Regions from separate parts of the Homo sapiens genome. Here all the other regions are linked to region 1. A link is a loop called in an ENCODE intact Hi-C map of the cell type or tissue named here. Cell type or tissue: Caco-2. All regions are shown on one strand.

Evidence for each region. Peaks named below come from ENCODE experiments on the same cell type or tissue, not always from the same donor. Only the 100,000 strongest peaks of a DNase experiment are listed, where the experiment ranks them.
Region 2: it touches region 1 in a loop (4-fold over the local background); 4 of 110 quality-filtered maps call a loop at or near these places.
Region 3: a loop joins it to region 1, with 3 times the contacts of the local background. A loop is called at or near these places in 18 of 110 quality-filtered maps.

The regions. Positions count from the first base shown.
Region 1 is chr10:21,360,845-21,368,844 of GRCh38, forward strand. It overlaps LINC02643 (long intergenic non-protein coding RNA 2643), which reads right to left. Exons shown (of 5, transcript NR_155751.1): 3 at 7,653-7,711. Among named protein-coding and RNA genes, the nearest start is that of LINC02643, 8.1 kb to the right of the region's middle. RefSeq lists enhancers at 1,826-2,423, 2,424-3,019. In Caco-2, no CTCF peak of the experiment used is centred here; DNase peaks (open chromatin) are centred at 1,189, 3,757, 5,367 and 7,726.
Region 2 is chr10:21,428,157-21,436,156 of GRCh38, forward strand. No RefSeq gene overlaps it. Among named protein-coding and RNA genes, the nearest start is that of LINC02643, 59 kb to the left of the region's middle. In Caco-2, no CTCF peak of the experiment used is centred here; a DNase peak (open chromatin) is centred at 4,345.
Region 3 is chr10:21,288,965-21,296,964 of GRCh38, forward strand. It overlaps a transcript of NEBL not described here. Among named protein-coding and RNA genes, the nearest start is that of LINC02643, 80 kb to the right of the region's middle. RefSeq lists enhancers at 3,574-4,773, 3,604-4,367, 7,866-8,000. In Caco-2, no CTCF peak of the experiment used is centred here; DNase peaks (open chromatin) are centred at 4,087 and 5,067; H3K4me3 peaks cover 781 bases.

The DNA of each region.
Region 1 (8,000 bases):
AGCGAAACTCTGTCTAAGAAAAAACAAAAAAGGCAGAAACAGCAGCAATGCAAAGTAATATTAGTATCTGTTGTCCAACATGCCTTACTAAATAGACAAACAGTAGTAGTTAAAACCAAGAAATCTGCTTCTTTCCTGGTGTCATCTGTATATTGGTACAGGTATAAACTGAACTGCTTGTATTAGTCCACTCTCACACTGCTATAAAGTTACTATCCGAGATTGGGTAATTCGTAAACAAAGGAGGTTTAATGGACTCACAGTTCCACATGGCCGGGGAGGCCTCAGGAAACTTACAATCACGGTAGGAGGGGAAGCAGATACCTTCCTCACAAGGCGACAGGAGGAAGGAGAGCAGGGGAAACCTCCACTTACAAAACCATCAGATCTCATGAGAACTCACTCACTATCAGGAGAACAGCATGGGGAAAACCGGCCCCAAGATCCAATCACCTCCTACCAGATCCTTCCCCCGACAAATAGGGATTACAATTCAAGATGAGATTTGGGTGGGGACACATCCAAACCATATCACTGCTATAAGAAAGGGACCCCAAAATGATGACCCCTACAGAAGGGCTGCGTGCAGTGGCTGATGCCTGTAATCCTAGCACTTTAGGAGGCCAACGCGGGTGGATCACCTGAGATCAGGAGTTCGAGACCAGCCTGACCAGCGTGGTGAAACCCCATCTATACTAAAAACACAAAATTAGCCAGGTGTGGTGGTGCATGCCTGTAATCCCAGCTACTTGGAAGGCTGAGGCAGGAGAATCGCTTGAACCCAGGAGGCAGAGGTTGCAGTGAGCCGAGATCCCAACATTGCACTACAGCCTGGGCAAGAAGAGCGAAACTCTGTCTCAAAAAAAAAAAAAAAAAAAAATTAGCCTGGTGTGGTGGTGCATGCCTGTAGTCCTAGCTACTCAAGAGGCTGAAGCGGAAGGATCGCTTGAGCCCAGGAGTTTGAGGCTACAGTGAGCTATGAATGCACCACTGCACTCCAGCCTGGGTGACAGAGAGAGACCCTGTCTCAAAATAAATAAATGAGTAAATAAATAAATAAACTATACAGAAGTTCATTCTGGTGTCATTTCCAGAGGTGAGCGCAGTGGGGTACAGGGTGGTGAGGCCACTCTGCTCCAGGAGGTCCTCATTCTCATTGTTCCACCACCTGGTAGGGAGGGATCCTTGCCTGAATGGTCAGACTGGCTCACCATAGCATCTGCATTCCTTCCCAAAGGAGGGGAAAGGGGGAGGAAGTCAAAGGTGAGCAATTTCTCTTTAAGAAAATGATGTGGAAGTTGCACACCTCACTTCAACTCACAACCCAGTGGTAAGAACTTAGATAGCCTCAACTGTTTGTAAAAAAGAGGCTGAGCACTGTAGCCTCTACCTGGGAACTCTAGCCTCTACCTGCTAAACCTCAGGGAGAGGGGTGTACACACCAAAAGAAAGGAGGGGAGGCTGGCTGCTAGTCCATAGTTGCAATTTATGCTACAAAGAGCCTTTATTTATTTATTTTTTTTTTTTAGAGATAGCATCTCACTGTCACCCAGGCTGCAGTACAGTGCTGCAATTATAACTCACTGCAGCCTCAGTCTCCTGGGTTGGGATCCTCCCACCCCAGCCTCCCAGTAGCTGGGACTACAGGTGCATACCACCATGCCTGGCTAATTTTTTTTTTTTTTTTTTGTGGTAGAGATGGAGGTCTCACTATGTTGTCCAAGCTGGTCTCAAAGTCCTGGCCTCAAGCAATCCTCCCACCTCAGCTTCCCAAAATTCTGGGATTATAGGCATGAGCCACTGCACCAGGCCCAAATACACATTTTAAACGGCATGTTTCTAACTCAATTTTTATTTTTTTTCTTTTGGAGACAGACGTTTGCTTTGTTACCCAGACTGGAGTACAGTGGTGTCAAATCAGCTCACTGCAACCTCCACCACCCCAGTTCAAGCAATACACCCACCTCAGCTTCCCAAGTAGCTGGGACCACAGGCATGCACCACCATGCCCAGCTAATTTTTTATATTTTTAGTAGAGACGGGGTTTCGCCATGTTGGTCAGGCTGGTCTTGAACTCCCGGCCTCAAGTGATCTGCCCGCCTCAGCTTCCCAAAGTGTTGGGATTACAGGCATGTGCCACTGCGCCTGGCTTCTAACTTAAAATTTTATATTCTTTTCTGTCTACCCACTTTCAAAATATGATTGATGAGGCACAGCCAGAGGCCACCAGAAGCTGGAAAGGCAAGGTTCCTCCCCTAGAGCCTCTGAAGGGAGTGCAGCCCTGCCCGTACCTTGATTTCAGCCCAGTAACACTGATTTTGGACTTCCAGCCTCCAGATCTATGAGGGGATAAGTTTCTGTTGTAAACGACTCAGTTGTAGTAATTTGTTACAGAAGCCACAGGAAGTGAATACAGTGACACTGTCTGTGACTTTGGCCTTGGAAATTTTTTCATAGCCATGGCCCTGAGCCAAAATGTTCCATCCTGATTCTAACTTAACCTATAAATTGGAGTTAGTGATTTGAATCTAGCTGAGCATTTACCTAACAAAAAGAAGTCTCTAAATCTTTCTAAGCAAAAGGAGTGGGCTGTCATTGATATTTAGTTTCCTAAAACCCAGTATAAACAAGGGTGCCCTGTTTGGGGAATTCGAGGGTAGAAAGAGAGAAGAAAATTCTCAAAGTTCATTTTTACTCATTAACTCCTCCCATAATATTCACTGGACACCTGCCATGGGCCAGGCACTGAGCTTGGAACTGGGAAACAACCATGTATATAAAACAAAGTTCCCCCGAGTGGCTCTCAGTCTAGTTCAGCTTTCAGGGAGGGAGAGAGAAAAAGAAAGAAGGCCAAGATGGATACATAAATCTGAGAAACTCACTTTATAAAACGATGCGCAAAACTATGTGAAATACTCCATGACATTTCTCTAAACCTTATAATACCATCTGTGAACAAAACAAATGTTTTGGGCAAAAAAAGAAGCCTTCCTGAATGTGGAAATCAAGCCAGGAAGAAGGTCAGCATGTTACCTGACACAGAACAAGCCCCAGGGCAGACACAGAAATGAAGCAACCCAAAGCACAAGACATTAAGAGGGAATAAAAAAAAAAAAAAGCACAGCACAGTATGTGAGGCAAAGGACCTCAAAATCATATATAAAAGACACAAACATGTATGAGTTTATTAATTTCCGAAGCTGAAATCTTTTTCTCAACTGAGTCAAATGAATTAAAAACTAAATTACCATATTCATCAAGCCATCTACATAAAACAATTTCCCTACATTTAAAACCGACTGCAACCCAAATTCTGCTAGAGGTTGTCAGTCTGAAGCTCACACAATTATCTTCATATATCGGGGGTGAGGGGAGTCGTAATAATCTAGGGCACAAACCTGAATTGCCCAAGGGAACTGACTACATAATCAAATTATCCAGTTCAAAGGGCAAGTTGTATAATTCAAGACCGTAAAGTAAAAGTCCTCCTGTGTTGTTTAATAGTAAGTTTCCATTGCTGACTATTTTCGTGTGAAATTACCTTGCTTCTCCATTTTCTTTTGCATTTTTAGACACAATCAGTGGAAATTTTTTCCACTGGAAAGTAGCAAAGTGACAAGCATTCTTGCTAAAGAAATCTAGTATCACACATTCTGACAAATCTCTTTGGAATCCTCACTTCATTCAAAGATTCAAGCTCGCCTGGCAGACCGGTGGGACAGGCCAGCAGGAATCCTATTTGCCTTAGGGCCTGAATAGCTTCCTGGGAAATTCTGCCACCCAAGGGAAGCTCTCAAAGGTCAGACGTCAGCTTGGCCCAGTAACAATGACTCCCTGGTCCCAGAGGAAGGGTGATTCTGAGTGCAGCCGGATCTGTGAATTAGATTTGTTCACTAGCCCAGCCCCCATGGACTCATGTCAGAATCTTAGAGAGGGGTCTAAAAAACTACAACAGCAGTTTTTACTAAAATTCACTGATCAACTTTGACATCACTGGAAGTAGAAAGCCAGACATTATGTGTCTCTTGACGAGGTGCATGGGAAAGTCCGCTGCATCACCAAAAAAGTAATAACAATAATAACTGAATCAGAATCTCATCAAGCCTCCAGGCCTCATTATCACCAGTTTACAGGAATAGAAGGAGCCTAGGAGCATTGTTGAACAACACCATGATAACGCAATCAGCCAAATCCAGGATGTGGAAAATTCCACAGGACAAATGATCAGCTTCCTTTACCAAATACAGAGTTCTAAAATGGGATAGTAAGAATTATTGTAGGTAGCAAGAGACTCAGGAGACATAACCAACTACATGTGTGTACTGTCTTTAGATCCAGATTCAAACAAACCATCTGCGCAAAGATATTTGTGAGACAATTGGAGAAAATGGAACATACACTGAGAATTAGGTAATGTTAAGAAATTATTGGGGGATTTTTAGGGATGATAATATTATTGGGCTTATATTGGGAGAAGAGTCCTTTGCCTTTTAAAGATAGTAATTAAGTACTTCAGGCCGGGAGCAGTGGCCCACCCCTGTAATCCCAGCAATTTGGGAGGCTGAGGCAGGCAGATAATCTGAGGTTAGGGGTTCAAGACCAGCCTGGTCAACATGGCGAAACCCCGTCTCTACTAGAAGTACAAAAATTAGCAGGGTGTGGTGGTTGTAGCCTGTAATTCCAGCTACTCGGGAGGCTGAGGCAGGAGAATCACTTGAACCTGGGAGGTGGAGGTCACAGTGAGCCGAGATCACGCCATTGCACTCCAGCCTGGGCAACAAGAGCGAAACTCCATCTAAAAAAATACTACTAATAGGCCGGGCACCGTGGCTCACGCCTGTAATCCCAGCACTTTGGGAGGCCAAGGCGGGCAGATCATGAGGTCAGGAGATCGAGACCATCCTGGCTAACACAGTGAAACCTCGTCTCTGCTAAAAATACAAAAAATTAGCCGGGCGTGGTTGCAGGCATCTGTAGTACCAGGTACTTGGGAGGCTGAGGCAGGAGAATGGCCTGAACCTGGGAGGTGGAGCTTGCAGTGAGCCGAGATCGCGCCACTGCACTCCAGCCTGGGCGACAGAGCAAGACTCCGTCTAAAAAAAAATTAATTAATTTAAAAATAATAATAATAATTAAGTATGTGGCCGGGCACAGTGCCTCATGCCTGTAATCCCAGCACATTGGGAGACCGAGGCAGGCAGCTTGCTTGAACCCAGGGGTTCTAGACCAGCCGGGACAATGTAGTGATACCTTATCTCTACAAAAAAATAAAAAATTAACCAGGCATGGTGGTGCATGCCCATGGTCCCAACTATCTAGGAGACAGAGGTGGGAGGATCACTTCAGCCCAGAAGTTCAAAGCTACAGTGAGTCATGATCACGTCACTGCACTCCAGCCTGGGTGACAGAGCAAGAACCTGTATCAAACAACAATAATAATAAAACCAGACACGATGGCTCACCCCTGTAATTCCAGCACTTTGGGAGGCCGAGGCAGGCAGATCACTTGAGGTCGGAAGTTCCAGACCAGCCTGACCAACATGGAGAAACCCCATCTCCACTAAAAATACAAAATTAGCCGGGCATGGTGGTGCATGCCTGTAATCCCAGCTACTTGGGAGGCTGAGGCAGAATTGCTTGAACCCGGGAGGTGGAGGTTGCAGTGAGCCAAGATGGCACCGTTGCACTCCAGCCTGGGCAACAAGAGTAAAACTCTGTCTCAAAAAAAAATAATAAATAATAATAATAACAACAATAATAATTAAGTATTTCAGGGTAAAATGATAGGATGTCTGGGATTTGTTTCAAAATATTTCAGTGGGAGGGTGGGGAGGATGATGAGGAAGGATCAGTTGAGTAGATAAAACAAGAATGATATTGTTTTATTGATAACTATTGCAATTGGCCAATGTCTGCTGGTGATTCATTATACTATTCTCTCTATGTTTGAATATGTTTTAAGCTTCTATGACACTATTTTCTTTTTTTTTTTTTTGAGACAGAGTTTCGCTCTTGTCTCCCAGGCTGGAGTGCAGTGGCGTGATCTCAGCTCACTGCAACCTCTGCCTCCCAGGTTCAAGCAATTCTTCTGCCTCAGCCTCCCAAATAGCTGGGATTACAGGTGCCTGCCACCACACCCAGCTAATTTCTTGTATTTTTAATAGAGACGGGTTTTGCCATGTTGGCCACGCTGGTCTCAAACTCCTGACCTTCGGTGATCTGCCCACGTCAGCCTCCCAAAGTGCTGGGATTACAGGCGTGAGCCACCATACCCAGCCTATGAAACTATTTTCAAAGAGTACATAAAGCCCCATCTCACCTTCACTCTTACCTCCCATTACTGTGCCTCATCAACTCTTTGCCCTAGATATCTTTGCACCTACCACCACACTCTCTAGAAAAACACTTATCTGAACTGTCCTTCAATGCCCAATTCAAATTCCTGCTTCCTCTTCAAAGGCTTCCCTGATAGTCCCCAAAAGCATGAGCCCTCTCTCTTTTCTGAACTCTCATAGCACTTCAACTCAGTTGGTATCTGTCATCATTAGCTTTTTCTTTTTAATTAATTAATTTTTTTTAGACGGGGTCTCGCTCTATGCCCAGGCTGGAGTGCAATGGCATGCTCATGGTTCTCTGCAGCCTAGGCCGCCCAGGCTCAAGTGATTTTCCCACCTCAGCCTCCCTAGAAGCTAGGACTACAGGTGCATACCACCATGCCTGGCTAATTTTTTTTTTTTTTTTTGAGACGGAGTTTCGCTCTTGTCGCTCAGGCTGCAGTGCGGTGGCGCAATCTTGGCTCACTGCAATCTCCACCTCCCAAATTCAAGCAATTCTCCTGCCTCAGCCTCCCAAGTAGCTGGGATTACAGGCATGTACCACCATACCCAGCTAATTTTGTATTTTTAGTAGAGATGGGTTTTCATCAGGTCGGTCAGGCTGTTCTTGAACTCCTGACCTCAGTTGATCTGCCTGCCTCAGCCTCCCAAAGTGCTGGGATTACAGGCATGAGCGATTACGCCCGGCCAATGCCTGGCTAATTTGTGTGTGTTATTTTGTAGAGACAGAGTTTCACCATATTGCCCAGACTAGTCTCGAGCTCATGGGCTCAAGCAATCTGCCTGCCTCGGCCTCCCAAAGTGCTGGGATTACAGGTGTGAGCCACTGCGCCCAGCTGTTTTATTTTCTTGATTAGCTTTTTCTCATTTTGCACCCCTGACTGGATCTGAAGCCCTCATAACACTGGCCACATGCTTGTTTGTTATTCTCTTAGCATGACCGCTTCACCCCGGAATCTGTCCAAAATAATTTTGACGAATGAATAAATGATGGCAATGGCTCTTGAAAAGTGCTGACCTAAAGGACAACACACTAAGATAAGAATCTGGAAATCTGAGTGAGTCCTTGCATTAGGCAGGGTTACCAGGGATACAAAACTCATTCTGGTTGAAGCAAAAAGCTGGAATGCATTGATTCCAATAACTAGAAAGAAGAGGTGTAGATTCAGAGACCTCATGGTATTTTCGGTTGCCTCTCCACTTCCCCTTTTCTCCAGCTCTAGGTTTGGTTGTGACAAACTCTGCTCTTAGCCCAGCTTTGCAAACTGGAAGGAAAAATAAAGTAATTTTTTTCTCCCAACACGCACATATACATACCTCAATGTAAGTTTCTGATTGGTCCAGATCGCGTCTCCTGCCTGTTCTTAGGCCAATCACTGTGGTGAAGGGAACGAGACACTGTGATTGGCCAGATCTGGATCACAGGTTCTCCCTGTGGCCAGCAAACAGGCAGACCCATGAGAATGGCATAGTCAAGAGAGTGACAGTTTCCCCAAGAGAAAGAGAAGTGCAGTTGCTAAAAGGATGGAGGAAACGAATCCCGAGCAGAACCCCTCCTCCCCTCCCCTGCGAAACAAATGACTCTGGACCAACTATCTAGTAACAACATAATAATTGTCACGACTTGTTGAGCTCTTACTATTATCAGAGAACGCGCCAGTACTT
Region 2 (8,000 bases), 67 kb after region 1:
TGGACACAGACAGATGACTCCTTGGGGTCATCACTGTAACAATTGCAAAAAGAAAAAGCTAGGCTAGGTGCAGTGGCTCACGCCTGTAATCCTAGCACTTTGGGAGGACAAGGCAGAATAATTGCTTGAGCCCAGGACTTTGAGACCAGCCTGGGCAATGTAGTGAGATCCCATCTCTACAAAAAATCAAAAAAATTAGCCAGGCATGGTGGTGCACACCTTGGTCCTAAGAGGCTGAGGCAGGAGGACGACTTGAGCTGGGAGGTCAAGGCTACAATGAGTTGTCATCTTGCCACTGCACTCCATCCTGCGTGACAGAGCAAGACCCCGCCTAAAAAACGAAAAAAAGGAAAAAGAAAACAAAAACCTTAGACAAATTAAATTAAATAGAATTCAATTGAGCAAAGAATAATTCAAGAATTGAGCAGCCCCTGAACCTGAATAGGTTCAGAAAGTCTCCAGCACTTGTGGTGGAAGAAGATTCATAGATAGGAAAAGGAAAGTGGGCTGGGCATGGTGGCTCACACGCGTAATTCCAACACTTTGGGAGGACAAGGCAGGAGGATCACTTGAGGCCAGGAGTTCAAGACCAGCCTGGGCAACAGAGTGAGACCCTGTATCTACAACAACAACAACAATAGGCCAGGCATGGTGGTGCGTATTTGTTATCCCGGCCACTAGGGAGGCTGAGATAGGAGGATCCCTTGAGCCCAGAAAGTCGAGGCTGTAGTGAGCTATGATGGCACCACTGCACTCCCGCCTGGGTGACAGAGCAGCAAGACTCTGTCTTAAAAAAATAATAATAGTCTGGGTCATGTGTTGTAGAGACAGAACATCCTATACCATATCCCAACTGTATTTTTTTTTTTTCTTTTTGAGATAGAGTTTTGCTCTTGTTGCCCAGCCTGGAGTGCAATGGTGTGACCTCGGCTCACCACAATCTCCACCTCCCAGGTTTAAGCGATTCTCCTGCCTCAGCCTCCCAAGTGGCTGGGATTACAGGCATGTGCCACCATGCCCATCTAACTTTGTATTTTTAGTAGAGATGGGGTTTCTCCGTGTTGGTCAGGTTCGTCTTGAACTCCTGACCTCAGGTGATCCTCCCGCCTCAGCCTCCCAAAGTGCTGGGATCACAGATGTGAGCCACCGCCCCTGGCTGCAATTGTATTTATAATAATAACCGAGACCCCTAGACATTTTAAATTATTTTCAACTATTTAAGGAATAAACACAGAAGTCCATACACAATAAAACCTCACAATAATGAAAAATTCTGAATTTGAATATAACTTAATTGGTAATTGGCTCCAAGGAATGAAGGAGGGGGATGAAGTGCCTGCCTTGGGATCATTTGGGACATTCTCATGTAGTGTACGGTCAGTTGTGTATAGTATAATTTTCTTATACTGGCATTTCAAGAGGTTAGCTGACCATAAAATTCACTTTCGTTAATCCCCAAATGATGCCAAACACACCAAGTGTTACTTTATTATTTTCTGCCAAACTGGCACTCATTTCAAAAGAACTGAAATTGACTTTTCTTTCCATTGTACATCTCTGCAAAGTACTTTTTACTTACATATATGTTCTTATTTGATCAATAGAACAGTCTTAAAGGGATAGACATGTTTATCGCGCTTTTAAAGATGAGAATATAAATATTCAAGAAAGGCAAAGTATCTTGGCCATGGACACACAGCTGGTTGAAACTCACATATGTAGTCGAGCTATTATCTCTGTCAGGGGCATGTCACCAAAGGCCAGATAATGAGGGCCCACATATGCAGTTTGGGACTTTCAAAAGAGGTCCTGTCTGCAAGAGGAATTGACAGAAATCCACAGTGCCCAGCCCACTCTGTCTTTGATTTTCTACTTCCATGGCTTTGATTGAATTAACCCATGAAATCTGGTTATAATCCTTTCCCTCCATAGAATGATATCAGGCTCTAGGATCCCAACACAACTCTCTCTCTCTTTTTTTTTTTTTTTTTTTTTTTGAGACGTGGTCTCTCTCTGTTGCCCAGGCTGGACCCAAACTCCTGTGCAATCCTCCCTCGAAACTAGGACTACAGAGGCATAGAATTCAGCCTCTTAGGAGCCCCTCTGCCCGGCCAGCCGCCCCGTCCGGGAGGGAGGTGGGGGGGTCAGCCCTCCGCCCGGCCAGCCGCCCCGTCTGGGAGGTGAGGGGCGCCTCTGCCCGGCTGCCCCTACTGGGAAGTGAGGAGCCCCTCTGCCCGGCCAGCCGCCCCGTCCGGGAGGGAGGTGGGGGTGTCAGCCCCCCGCCCGGCCAGCCGCCCCGTCCGGGAGGGAGGTGGGGGGGGTCAGCCCCCCTGCCCGGCCAGCCGCCCCGTCCGGGAGGGAGGTGGGGGGGGTCAGCCCCCCGCCCGGCCAGCCGCCCCGTCCGGGAGGGAGGTGGGGGGGGGGGTCAGCCCCCCCGCCCGGCCAGCCGCCCCGTCCGGGAGGTGAGGGGCGCCTCTGCCCGGCCGCCCCTACTGGGAAGTGAGGAGCCCCTCTGCCCGGCCACCACCCCGTCTGGGAGGTGTGCCCAACAGCTCATTGAGAACGGGCCAGGATGACAATGGCGGCTTTGTGGAATAGAAAGGCGGGAAAGGTGGGGAAAAGATTGAGAAATCGGATGGTTGCCGTGTCTGTGTAGAAAGAAGTAGACATGGGAGACTTTTCATTTTGTTCTGCACTAAGAAAAATTCCTCTGCCTTGGGATCCTGTTGATCTGTGACCTTACCCCCAACCCTGTGCTCTCTGAAACATGTGCTGTGTCCACTCAGGGTTAAATGGATTAAGGGCGGTGCAAGATGTGCTTTGTTAAACAGATGCTTGAAGGCAGCATGCTCGTTAAGAGTCATCACCACTCCCTAATCTCAAGTAATCAGGGACACAAACACTGCGGAAGGCCGCAGGGTCCTCTGCCTAGGAAAACCAGAGACCTTTGTTCACTTGTTTATCTGCTGACCTTCCCTCCACTATTGTCCCATGACCCTGCCAAATCCCCCTCTGTGAGAAACACCCAAGAATTATCAATAAAAAAATAAATTTAAAAAAAAAAAAAAAAAAAAAAGAATTCAGCCTCTTAGGCTTCTGGGTATCCAACCTCACATTACGCCTGTTCTGGAACTTAAAGTTATGTCCAATCTCAGTAAGGGCAACTTATAGAAACTTTACCCTGTTGTGAAGCCTGAGATATTATATTTGTATTATTGTATACACATATCCATAATCTATTAAAAGTATTTTTACTACTTCTTTTTTTGTTTTTTAAGAGACAGAGTCTTACCACACCAGGTTAGTTTCCTGGACTCAAGGGATCCTCCCATCTTGCCCTTCCCAAAGTGCTGAAATACAAGCATGAGACACCAAGCCCTTTCCTTCTCTTTCTTTCTTTCTTTCTTTCTTTCTTTCTTTCTTTCTTTCTTTCTTTCTTTCCTTCCTTTTTCTTTTTTTTGAGATAGGATCTTGCCCTGTCACCCAGCAGGCTGGCATGATCATGGCTCACTGCAGCCTCAACCTCATGAGCTCAAGCAATCCTCCCACCTCAGCCTCCCAAGTAGCTGGGACTGCAGGTGTGCGCCACCACGCTCAGCCAACTTTTCTATTTTTTGTAGATAAGTTCTCACTATGTTGCCCAGGATAGTCTCGAGCTCCTGGCCCCAAGTGATCCTCCTGCCTCGGCCTCTCAAAGTGCTGAGATTAAAGGCAGCACTGTGGATTACATGATCCACAGGTCATAGGTGGATTCAAAGATTTCCTGATTGGCAATTAGTTGAAAGGGTTAAGGTCTGCCTCAAGAGTTAAAGTCAGCAGAAAGAAATTCTGGTAGTCAAGATAAGGGGACATTATGTACATGAAGCCTCCAGGTAGCAGGCTTCAGAGAATAGATGGTAAATGTCTCTTATCCAACCCTAACAGGAGCCAGACTCTTAGTTAAATATCTCCTGGATCAGCAAAGGACTTGGAAAGGGAAAGGGATTCTCTACAGAATGTTTGTTTTCCCACAAGAGACAGCTTTGCAGGGCCATTTCAAAATATGTCAAATAAATACATTTTGGGCTAAAATACTTTGCTTTCTTTCAGGTCCTGGTACCTGTTATGTGATGCTACACTAAAGTCAGGTTGGAATTTGGTATCTTGTTGCTACAAAGTGTCTGTTTTGTCAGTCTCAGGGTCTGCATTTTATTGTTAATGCTGGTCAGTTGTGCCTGAATTCCAAAAGGGAGGAGGGTATAATGAGTCATGTCCAACTCCACCTTTCTATCATGGCCTGAACTAGTTTTTCGGGTTAACTTTGGAATGCCCCTGGCTAAGAGAAGGGGTTCATTCAGATGGTTGGGAGGCTTAGAATTTTATTTTTGGTTTACAGAGGCCACCCAGCAAGGCCTGCCTGTTTAGATTCTTCTTGGCCTCTCTGTGTAGCATTTCTTCCTCCCAGGTATAGGGCAAGACCTTTCTGGAATGCAGATTTTATGACCTACTATTGGACAAGATAGGTAGAATTTTCCTTTTGGTTTACAGTTTAATCCACCAATGAGGACCCCATGGATAAGGAGGGCCAACTGTATATTGTAATTTCACATTGCAGAAACCCAATGGACAGACCAAATGTGGGGATCAGGAATCTAGAACCAGGCACCATCAGAGGCCCTAGAAGGCAGAGGGCATAGGCCAGGCAGCAGGAATCCCAAGCCTGACCACAGTTTAGGGGCTCAGTGTGGAATTCCAGGCTCTGGGAAGGGACTAGAGAGGGCAAGTGAGAGTCCTAGTCCCTAAAGACCTAGAATCTAAGCAGGTCATGAAGGTAGAAACTTGGACATGAGATGCACAGAATCCATGTCCCAGAGTTAGAAGAAAAAACAAGACCAAGTCACCAAAACACCACTGGATTTCGTTGCCAGAACAGAGACACAGGGACTGAGGTGACTGGTACTTAGTGTTACGTTGCAGAAACAATACCCCCAAAGATGATGCTTTGACATGCCGAGTGCTTTGTTTGAAGGAAAATTCAAAGATCTCAAAAATAAACCTCAGAACCAAGGTTTCTGTCTGACCTTTTCTTATCCCTCTTCTCTTTGATCTTCACTCTTTCCCAAATCGCCAGGAGGAAATCTCTTTGAAATTTCCTTATCTGAAAAGAAAACGACCCTAACAGGAGCCATTTACCTTCTTTCCCCTGCCCCCCTCAAAAAAAAAATGCAACTGGGCCTGGCATGGTGGCTCACACCTATAATCCCAGCACTTTGGGAGGCCAAGGTGGGAGGATCGCTTGAGCCCAGGATTTCAAGACCAGCCTGGGCAGCATAGTGAGACTCCCATCTCTACAAAACATAAAAGAAAAATAAATTCAATTATTTTAAGACTCCTCTCCCTAGGAATCTTATCAAATACCAGAAAAGATTAAAGAGAGAAGAAAAGAGACTAGTAGTCACCATGCCCAGACAGACTTTTCATCTGTTCTTCTGCAGGTGGCTCTGAGAGATTACCTGGGAAGCTTTGTCTGCATAGGACAACCTTGGTTCACAGTGAGGTTCTACCCCCCTCACGTTTATGCCACCTCCCCCAGAGCTCAGAAGAACTTTGTTCAGGGCCACTGTTCTTTGGACTCATTCTTTTCCCCTGAAAATCATTCATTCCTATAAACTTCATCTCCTTTTCCCCTATGAAGAAGGGTATACAAACATCTGGAGCTCATTGGGCTATTGGGTAATCATTCTCCTACCATTTCTCCATGCTTATGCACATTAAATATATTTCGTATGCCTTTTTCTCCTATTAATCTGCCTTTTGTTGGTTCATTTTCAGCAAACCTTCAGAGGATGAAGGAGACGCTTTCCCTCTTCTACCCTACATTAGTCCCAGTTTGTTTTGCCAGAATTCCCTAAATTCACTGGCTAAGATCAGAGTTAAAGGGTCTTCCTACAATCTGCAGGGGAAGAGGACTTAATTGCCCCATTTTCAGGAATAGGAAGGATTTGGTACGTGGGAAACCAGGAACACTGGTAGACCAGTGTGAACAAAGGTTCAGTGCTTTTTCATGTTTATATTTAAGTGTATTAAAATTATGATATCCTGCATAAGTGCATTCAAAAGACACAATCCCCAGGATATTCCTCCTGGAAATGTCTACTCCTAGTTCATAGTATTAGGTGTCAAGACCCTGAGATTAGGCTGGGAGTGGTGGCTCACGCCTGTAATCCCAGCACTTCAGAAGGCCAAGACAGGTGGATCACTTGAGGTCAGAAGTTCGAGACCAGCCTGACCAACATGGTGAAACCCCGTCTCTACTAAAAATACAAAAATTACGGGGGCCTGGTGGCACACACGCCTGTAATCCCAGCTACATGGGTGGCTGAGGCATGAGAATCCTTGAACCCAGGGGACAGAGGTTGCAGTGAGCCGACATTGTGCCACTGCACTCCAGCCTGAGCAACAGAGCAAGACTCCATCTCAAAAAAAAAAAACCAAAAACAAAAAAACCTTGGGATTAGAAGTCAGACAGACCAGGGCTTCTTCACATTCCAGCTTTGTGACCTTGAGCAAGTTACTTGACCCCATTGAGCCTCAGATTTTTCTTTCTATGAAATAGGGATGATAATATAATGAGTATCTGTCATTTTGGTCTGTACAGTATCTGTTTCTTTGGTGATTAACACTTTCCTTAAATTACGTGTCAGCTGATAGTAATAACTCAGTAAATGATCATTTTTATTAATTTTTATTACATTAGTAGCTGTACAGGGCACACCTTTGTATCTGAAAAGAAAGAAATCTACATTATCATGGTGGAATATAGTCACTGACACATATTTTCATGAAAAATTCTCTATTCTGTATCAAGTAGATCCCGACCTAGAGAAGCTATGAGGGAAAATGTTCCCAAGCAAGCCTCAGGAAACACCCCGTACTTTGCCACGCATTGCATCCAGAGGTCCTGCAGCAAACCAATTCTAATTTTCCTTTCTCTGCATCAAAGTGTTCTTTTTGTCCTTTGTTTTCACCAGGCATTTCTGTAACCATCTTAGACCTCTCTCTAACTAGTAGACCCTGTGGTGAGAGTGATCATATCACATATAATGGCATGTCTGGCTTGGGAAATGATGGGGATAATGTGGGTGGTGGTCACCGTTTAGACAAAGTCTACATAAATTTCAATTACTACCTGCAGCTATCCCCTGCACATACCTCTGTCCGGAGCTAGAGTCCACTGCTTTCTTTTACCAGAAACCGTACAGACAGAACCTATAATCTTCCTCCATCTTCTTCTTTCCTTGTTTTTATTTTCATTCTTCTCTTTTTACAATGCAATATTCACAATTCAAATGCTGGCTAGTGAAACCTATGACATTAACCATCTGAGAGGACATCTTTTATCTCATAACAGCAAGATTGGCTCTCATCTCCCTGCTCAGGCAAAAGTTGCATAGTTGAAAACACAAGCATAGAGCACATACCTGAGTCATCTGTAAGCCATCTCTGCCTCTGGTTCACTTATAGTTAAAAATCACTGATGTTACTGCTTTTTCTCAAAAGAACATTTGCTGTTTTTCCATGTAGGAAAAGCTTTGTTAACTACGGACCCACACAAGTGCAGTGGAAAGAAAATTTCAGGATGGCAGAAAAGCTCATCTTGGCCGAGCCAGGTGACACATGCCTGTAATCCCAGCACTTTCAGAATCTGAGGCAGGCAGATCGCCTGAGCTCAGGAGTTGGAGACCAGCCTGGGCAACATAGCAAGACCCCGTCTCTATAAAAAAAATACAAAAATTAGCCAGGCATGGTGGCAGGCGCCTGGAGTCTCATCTACTCAGGAGGCTGAGGTGGGAGGATCACTTGAGCCCAGGAGGCAGAGGTTGCAGTGAGCCAAGATGGCACCACTGCACTCCAGCCTGGGCAATAGAGCAAGACCCTGTCTCAAAAAAACTTTACTAAAAAAGAAAAGCTCATCCATAGGTGGCTTCTACAGAAAGTCTTCACTTAATATCATCAATAGG
Region 3 (8,000 bases), 72 kb before region 1:
AGCCTCCCGAGTAGCTGGGATTACAGGTGCCCACAACCAAGCCTGGCTAATTTTTGTATTTTTTAGTAGAGACAGGGTTTCACCATCTTGGCCAGGCTGGTCTTGAACTCCTGATCTCGTGATCCACCCGCCTCAGCTTCCCAAAATGTTGAGATTACTGGCATGAGCCACTGAGCCCGGCCCTTTTTATATTTTATGATAGGGCAGTAATCAGGACTTAAGCCCGGTTGTTCCCAAACTGGAAAGAATGAGCAGGAACATAATTGCACCTGATCAAATGAGGGCCTTACAGCTGCAGGGGAATCCTGACACCAGCTGGGTATGAGAGGAGCAACTCAGTATTCACGGAGATCATGAAGGACTGTCCAGAAGACAAGCATGCAGCTCATTGCTCAGCTAAATGATCTCCATTTGATGTCAATTTCAACCCAAACCAGCAGCAATAGGACTGAAGTGCCTTTTGTCCTCAAATTTGTTTTTCTAAAATATGCTTTGGAATTGTGCCCTTGGCTCACTTAGTTGCTTAACAGCAAATATATGAAACTGGCTACTGAAAATGTAATGCTGTGGACGTTGTCCCTTACTGGTGTAATGCCCCCTTTCTCAGGGCCTTTAAGAGATTATCACAACCACAGTGTCAGGACTTCTCCAGAGCACCCAGCGTGTGTTAATCTCATGGAAGTAAGCCTGGTCTTACTCTTTGCTTTGAGCTTTAGGAAACTCACAACTAAATTTGGGCCCCTTTGAATGATGATACAGACCCTTCAATTATGCAGTTCACTGAAAATATATTTTCCTTAGTTTAATTTTAATATTCTGAGGCTAGATAGTGGGTCAGAAACTACAGTCAAAGGGCAAACCCAATCTGGTGCCTGCTTATTGTTCCATTGAAGATGCTTATTCACTTGCCTGTTGTCTGTGGCTGCTTCTGTAGCACAACAGCAGATAATTGCAACAGAAACTACAAGGCCCAAAAAGCTAAGACTCTTTACTCTCTGGCCCTGTACAGAAAACATTCATCAACCCCTTCTCTAGACTTACCTTTTTCTAACTTTTTCTCTTGATCTTTACCCTGTTATGGGTGTTTTATAAATCCATTTTAGAAGAAAGCAGGTTGTAAAGAATCTAATAAGGAAGCAAGGCCAAGAGGGCCATGTGATGCTGTGTGGTCCTCAGTGACACCCAAACACACCCACACTAAAATGTCTGTGGGAAATTGGAACCACTCTCCCTGCTGTCAGCATAGACAGTCTATCCACTGCATGAGTTGTAGTCAGAGTAAAGAGAACCATCCTCCATCTCAATGTTGGGGCTCAGAGCACTGCAAAATATGATGCTCCGGTATGCTGAGCATTTTTGAATTAAAGGAAATTGGAAAACCTTAGAAGCTACCTCAGAATCAATAAATTTTCTAACCTTCTCTTGTTTCTTTCTCCAACCCCTGCCCCTACAAGCCAAGCACATGCAGAGGTTCACTCTGGAAGTTTCTTTATCTGATTGAGGAAAACTTCTTCCAAAAAAAATACAATTGTCTTAATAGCCCCTTCCTAGGAATCTTATCAAATAACCAAGAAAAATTAACCACCAGAGGAGAGAAAGACTAAAATCATCACAATGTTCAGACAAACTTTTCTTCTGTTCTTTTGAGGGTAACTCCAAAAGATTATTAGGAGATTTTATCTACATAATAAGACAACCTTTGTTCACAGTGCAGTTCTTCCCCTCACCTTACCACCACCTCCCCCAGAGCTCAGAACTTTGTCCCAGGCCATTGTCTATTATTTGGGCTCATCCAATTCCCTTGAAAATTATTTACCACCCCTTAAAAGTACCTACACCCCCCATTTCCCTCTCCCCTATGAAGAGTATATTTAGGCCTCAACCATCTGATCCTTCCTTGAGTCTCATAGTTTTGCACGGCTCCCATGCTTATGCATGTTAGTAACTTTGCATGCCTTTTCTCCTTTTAATCTGTCTATTGTCAGTTCATTTCAGCAGACTGGAACCTTCAGAGGGGAAGGGAAAATTCTCCTCACCGCTACACCCACACCAGATGCCAGTAATGGTTCTTAGAGATTCCTCTCTCCTAGACCTCAGTAAAGTTATTTCTGTCTTTAAGGGCTTTCTTTGCTAATTCCTCTAAATAATCAGTTTTCAGTAGATCCCACTGGCACCTAAAAGAAGAAATACTGGGCAAAGAGAAGAAAGGAGTGCAATGGGGGTGGGGGGAAGGTAAGGGGGTCTAAGAAGGCTAAGAGAGGCCAGGCGCAGTGGCTCACACCTATAATCCCATCACTTTAGGAGGCCAAGGCAGGCAGATCACTTGAGGTCAGGAGTTCAAGACCAGCCTGGCCAACGTGGTGAAACCCTGTCTCTACCAAAAATACAAAAATTAGCCAGGCGTGGTGGTGCATGGCTGTAATCCCAGCTACTCAGGAGGCTGAGGCAGGAGAATTGCTTGAACCCAGGAGGCAGGAGTTGCAGTGAGCCCATATCACACCACTGCACTCCAGCCTGGGTGACAGAGCAAGACTCTGTCTAAAAAAAAAAAAAAAGAAGAAGAAGAAGCCTACAAGAGTCAGAAGTCACGTGTTATCCTTCCTACTCAGCACTGGGCTTGACACCAAAATTGGGTCATGATGATGGCAATTATGAAAAATAAAAACCAGACCAGGCGCAGTGGCTCACACCTGTAATCCCAGCACTTTGGGAGGCCAAGGAGGGTGGATCAAGAGGTCAGGAGTTCAAGACCAACCTGGCCAACATAGTGAAACCCTGTCTCTACTAAAAATACAAAAAAATTAGCCAGGCGTGGTGGTGGACGCCTGTAATCCCAGAGGCTGAGTCAGGAGAATCGCCTGAACCCGGGAGGCAGAGGTTGCAGTGAGCTGAGATCACGCCACTGCACTCCAGCCAGGGAACAGTGCGAGATTCCGTCTCAAAAATAAAAATAAAAAAGAAAAAGAAAAACCTTATTTGTTTTACAATTAAACCCATATGCAGATGATAATTGCTGTTATAAGTTTAATGCCCAGACTTGGTTTCTCTTCCAAAAAAGTATAAACACAGTCCAGCTATATCTTTGTAATGCTCTTAAATGTGTCTTAGTAAGGACCAAAACATCTGATTTTCAAGGTATTTGGAGTTTGGGTCTCTGTAGCTGAACGTGGTTTCTTTTTCTCTTCAAAGAGGATATTTCAAGGAAGTCTTTCATCAAAAACTGCTAATTTAAGGCTCTGCTTTGTATAAAAGTTTATTTTGTATAAAAGTTACATGCTTCCCAAGATCACGTTTTAATTAACAAAGCACTGTATGGTCTTATCTAACAAAACCCTGAAAATCAAGTTGGCCATTAAAGGGTATTAAATGATTAATTGATAATCATTAAATGATAGGCAAACCAGAATATCACTGGAATTGCACGATCATCTTATTAGTCTCTCACACTACATACTGTCAATGCAAAAGACCACTTAGGAAGAAAATGTATGGCTGGGGTTGAAATAAATGTTAGACCCCTGAGAAATTTATTGAAATTGACTGAGAAAGTAACATTCGGGACTTTTTTTCCTGAAAACTGTTCAAGCCTTAAGCAACTGCAATTATACTTTTATCTTACTCTAAATACTGTCTTTATAATTAAGAAAAACATCCCTTGTGCCTATTCTTTTAAAAAGGACTTTTTCCCTCTATTTCACTTAAAAGGAAATCAAGGTTTTACATTTTCTAGTAAAAGCATAAGAAAAACGATGAAGGTATCTATCTTGTGAAAGGAAAGCTCATCAGCATCAAATGTAAAAATCTGTATAAGGATAGATTGTTTCATTTTGTTTCTTTAGAACATAAGAGAATCCGAATGACTTACATTCTTGGCTCTTTTTCCACCCACGCAGGGAAACCAGGAGGAATTCCAGAATCAAAGAGAACCGCATTCCTCTCTACCACAAAGTACTCACACTTGGCAAATGGCAAAGATTTGGGTCATCATTTTTTAAACGACAGCCAAGCATTAAAGAGCCCAGGCAGAGAGCAAGTAAAAGAGTCTCCGTGGTTCCTCCCAGCGCTAGTCTGTGGCCTCAACAACATAGCACGTTGCAGGAAAAATTCCAAATTTCTGGGTCCCAAGGGGAGGCATTACTCAGCAGTCTCAGCGGTGACGGCGTCAGCAGGACAAGAGCCATTTGCTCCGGGAGGACTTTGATGTTTCTTTAAATGGTTTCTGCATCTAGTCCAATAGAATGGATACGGAATTATCTTTATTACAACCACAAGGATGTGCAAATTTATTTACAGTATAAATGGTTCTTTCCACAAGTCCTAGCTGTCAACAACTCTTTATTTTCCTGGAGTGACTTAGAAGCCAAGAATGTTTTGTTTCTTAAGCTTCCTACCTAGAGAGGTAAAATAACAATCTTGTTAATGAGAAGACAAAGAAGCTAACTGTTCTGTTTTGCAGCGTTCCTACAGACCGTACCTTTTAATTGCCTAGTGCTGGCAACTTAACATACTGTAATGAGTACATTGTTCCTCTTTTTTTGTTTGTTTGTTTTTTCTTTTTTCTTTTTTTTCTTTTTTTTTTTTTTGCACATAGCTCTCTTGAAGTGCGTTAGAAACTGAGTTTGTTGTACAGAGCAGAGAAGATTCTTATTAAAAACTGGCGGAAGCATTTGGAACAAGCGGTTTATTTTGACTGGTGAGGTATGTCTTACATAGCTTGCATTCAGATGCAAGAGGAAAAAGAGATAAAGTGAATTAGTCCCAATCATCTGGGAAATGACATTTCTTACCGTGTTTGAAGTACTTTATGAATTAGAGAATGGGACTGATTTTGAAGGCTAAATTAATTTAATCTGTTTGCTTTTGTTTGATGCAGCAGCTGCAGCGACACACCCTACTTCTTTGAAAATCTGCAGCTTTCAAGGGTTTGGGTTTAGAAGAGAAAGAGTGCAGCTAAGTGGTGGTGGCTTGCTTGGTGGGGGTGCTGGGGGAGGGAATCCGTTTGCAATTTCCCCTGGTGGAAGTCTGGCATTCTCAGAGAGGGTTTGTCTCAGACATCAAGGTAGCCGCTCACTCAGGCCCACCATTCTTGTTATTAAAGGAGAACTTTCCAGGTGAAGCAAACAGGAGGCAAAGAAAGGAAATTATCATCCAACTCTTTCCACCACCCCCCCTCCCCCCAGCACATTTTCATTAGGGGAAAAAAAAACCTCCAGGGTAAAGATAAAAGAGGCAGAAAGGTTCCCATTGGCCACGGTCCATTAACAATGACTGACACCCAGTTTGCCACACAAGAGCCCCATAGCCCATAGCTTCCTTATTTATGTTTGAGTTGGGGATTTCTTTGGTGCCGCAGATGGGCTGATAGGTTCAAGAACTCAATACTAACCATGGACGTATGTCCCATCATCTTCGTTTCTCTACCTTAGAAGATGAGGACTGTGCGTTTCCAAGCAGGACAGAGAGACAGCATCTTTACAACAACACTGAGTATACATAGGTCAATTTTTCAAAAACGGATTAGGTTTCTAAGAGGAGAGCAGCTTCACCTGGTACATTTTCACCATCAACCACAGAGTCAGGGAGGCTTTTTGCAGATGGGTACGCCGAGGAGCATGGACCATTTCAAAGTTCAGACAGGAGTTGGGTTCAGTGAAATTTGCCCATCATGGTACTAAAGGCAGGAGATCAGGTCACATAATTCACCCCTGACTTGGTCTGGAAGAAAAATAGGCTGGCCGATTTTAGAAAAGGAAATACTGTACTTGGAGAAATCAAGAAGAGGCTAGAAGTGACCACAGACTGTCACATCATACTGGGCAGTGTCTGGTTGCAGAGCAATATTAAAGTCCACATGGCATTTATGGATTCATTACCATCACGACCTCCAGAACCGTAAGGTGGAGGAAAAAAAGACTGATGTATTTTCTGATGAGTAACACATTTATCGGGGCATTCGTCTTGTAAAGCAAGCTGAGCTGGGCCTATGTTCTATAATCTGCTACCTAAGGTAGACACAGGGGCTACATGCCCAGCCTCTGTTCTACCAGAAGCAACTGGTATATGGAGTGTGATGGGCTTTGTTCCTTCTAAGAGGGCCCAGGGTAAGCCTATGACTTTTTTTTTTTTGACACGGAGTCTCACTCTGTCACCCAAGCTGGAGTACAGTGGTGTGATCTTGGCTCACTGCAATCTCTGCATCCCAGGTTCAAGTGATTCTCCTTCCTCAGCCTCCTGAGTAGCTGGGATTACAGGCACTTGCCACCACGCGTGGCTAATTTTTGTATTTTTAGTAGAGACAGGGTTTCACCATGTTGGCCAGGCTGTTCTCGAACTCATGATCTCAGATGATCTGCCCACCTCGGCCCCCCAAAGTGCTGGGATTACAGGCAGCCTGGACTTTAAGTAAGGTTAAAGGTGAGACCTTTTTCCCAGAGCAATTCAGCTCCTCCCTGAGACAAGATCCTTGAATGATAAAACACCCCACATCCGCACCCTCCCTCTTAAAATTTTCCCTCTACATTATGGAATATTGTTTAATATTGACTTTTTAAATTAAACAAATCACTGCTTTATATCTTTGAAATGATCATTTACTGAAATTGAAGCAAACATGTTGCATTTTTTTTCACAAATCCATCTTTTCCAAGAGCTACATCCAGTCTCTGCTCAGAGCAAATGGCACAGAACTTAGGAGGCAAAAATGCAAGCGTGTGCTCTTCTCCCTCACACAACTGGTTCAGACATCAGGACAAACACCTCCATCAACGAAGTGTTTTCAGGGCAATCTCATAATTCTGTATTTCCAAGACCAAATATTTCTATGCAGTGAGCGGGAGAGAGTAAAAACAAGAGTAGCGGAACGATAGGAAGAAGAGCTGGTAGGCCCAGGATACCAGGAGCTGAAAATAACCAGGAAGCAGGTGCAGGCATGCCCCGGCCAGGCCCTGCCCTCTGCCTTCTCCTCTGTTTCTTGCCCCGCCAACCCAGGTGAAATGCAGCTGCCTCTCCCCACCTCCCTCCAGCTCTCCCCCTCCTCCCCAATTGGGACTGAAACTCTTCCAAGGGGACCAGGTGCAGTGGCTCACACCTGTAATCCCACCACTTTGGGAGGCCGAGGCAGGTGGATCGCCTGAAGTCAGAAGTTCAAGACCTGCCTGACCAATATGGTGAAACCCTGTCTCTACTAAAAATACAAAATTAGCTGGGCACGGTGGCACATCCCTGTAATCCCAGCTCTTTGGGAGGCTGAGGCAGGAGAATCACTTGAACCAGGGAGGTGCAGGTTGCAAATTAGCTGGGCATGGTGGTACATCCCTGTAATCCCAGCTACTTGGGAGGCTGAGGCAGCAGAATCACTTGAACCAAGGAGGTGGAGGTTGCAGTGAGCCAAGATCATGCCATTGCACTCCTCAAAAAGAAAAAAGAAAAGAAACTCTTCCAAGGGGCTATGAGAGCAGATTTTCACTACTAACAGCAACTGTGACAAGTTACTGATCACAGTGAATACCCACAGTGTCCCCATGTGCCTTGGACACAGGTCTTCCTGGGCAAAGCCACAAAGCAGCCGGGCAGCCCCCGGAGACTCCACCCAACATCTCCCCAGACCATGTGGGGAGCAACCCACAGGCCCTGACTGGGGCTCGCTCATGGCTATCACATCAACCCCCACTTGGAACCCAGCTCCAGCAACTGTGGGTTTTGTTTTTGTTTTTGAAGACAGGGCCTGGCTCTGCTACCCAGGCTGGGATGCAGTGGTGCGATCGTACTCACCACAGCCTCAAATTCCCAGGCTTAAGTTATTCTCCCACTTCCACTTCTCAAGTAGCTGGGACCACAGGCACATGCCACCACGCCAGCTAATTTTTCTTTTTTTTTGAGATGGAGTCTTGCTTGGTCGCCCAGCCTGGAGTGCAGTGGGGAGATCTCCGCTCACTGCAACCTCCGCCTCCCAGCTTCAAGTGATTCTCCTGCCTCAGCCTCCAGAGTAGCTGAAATTACAG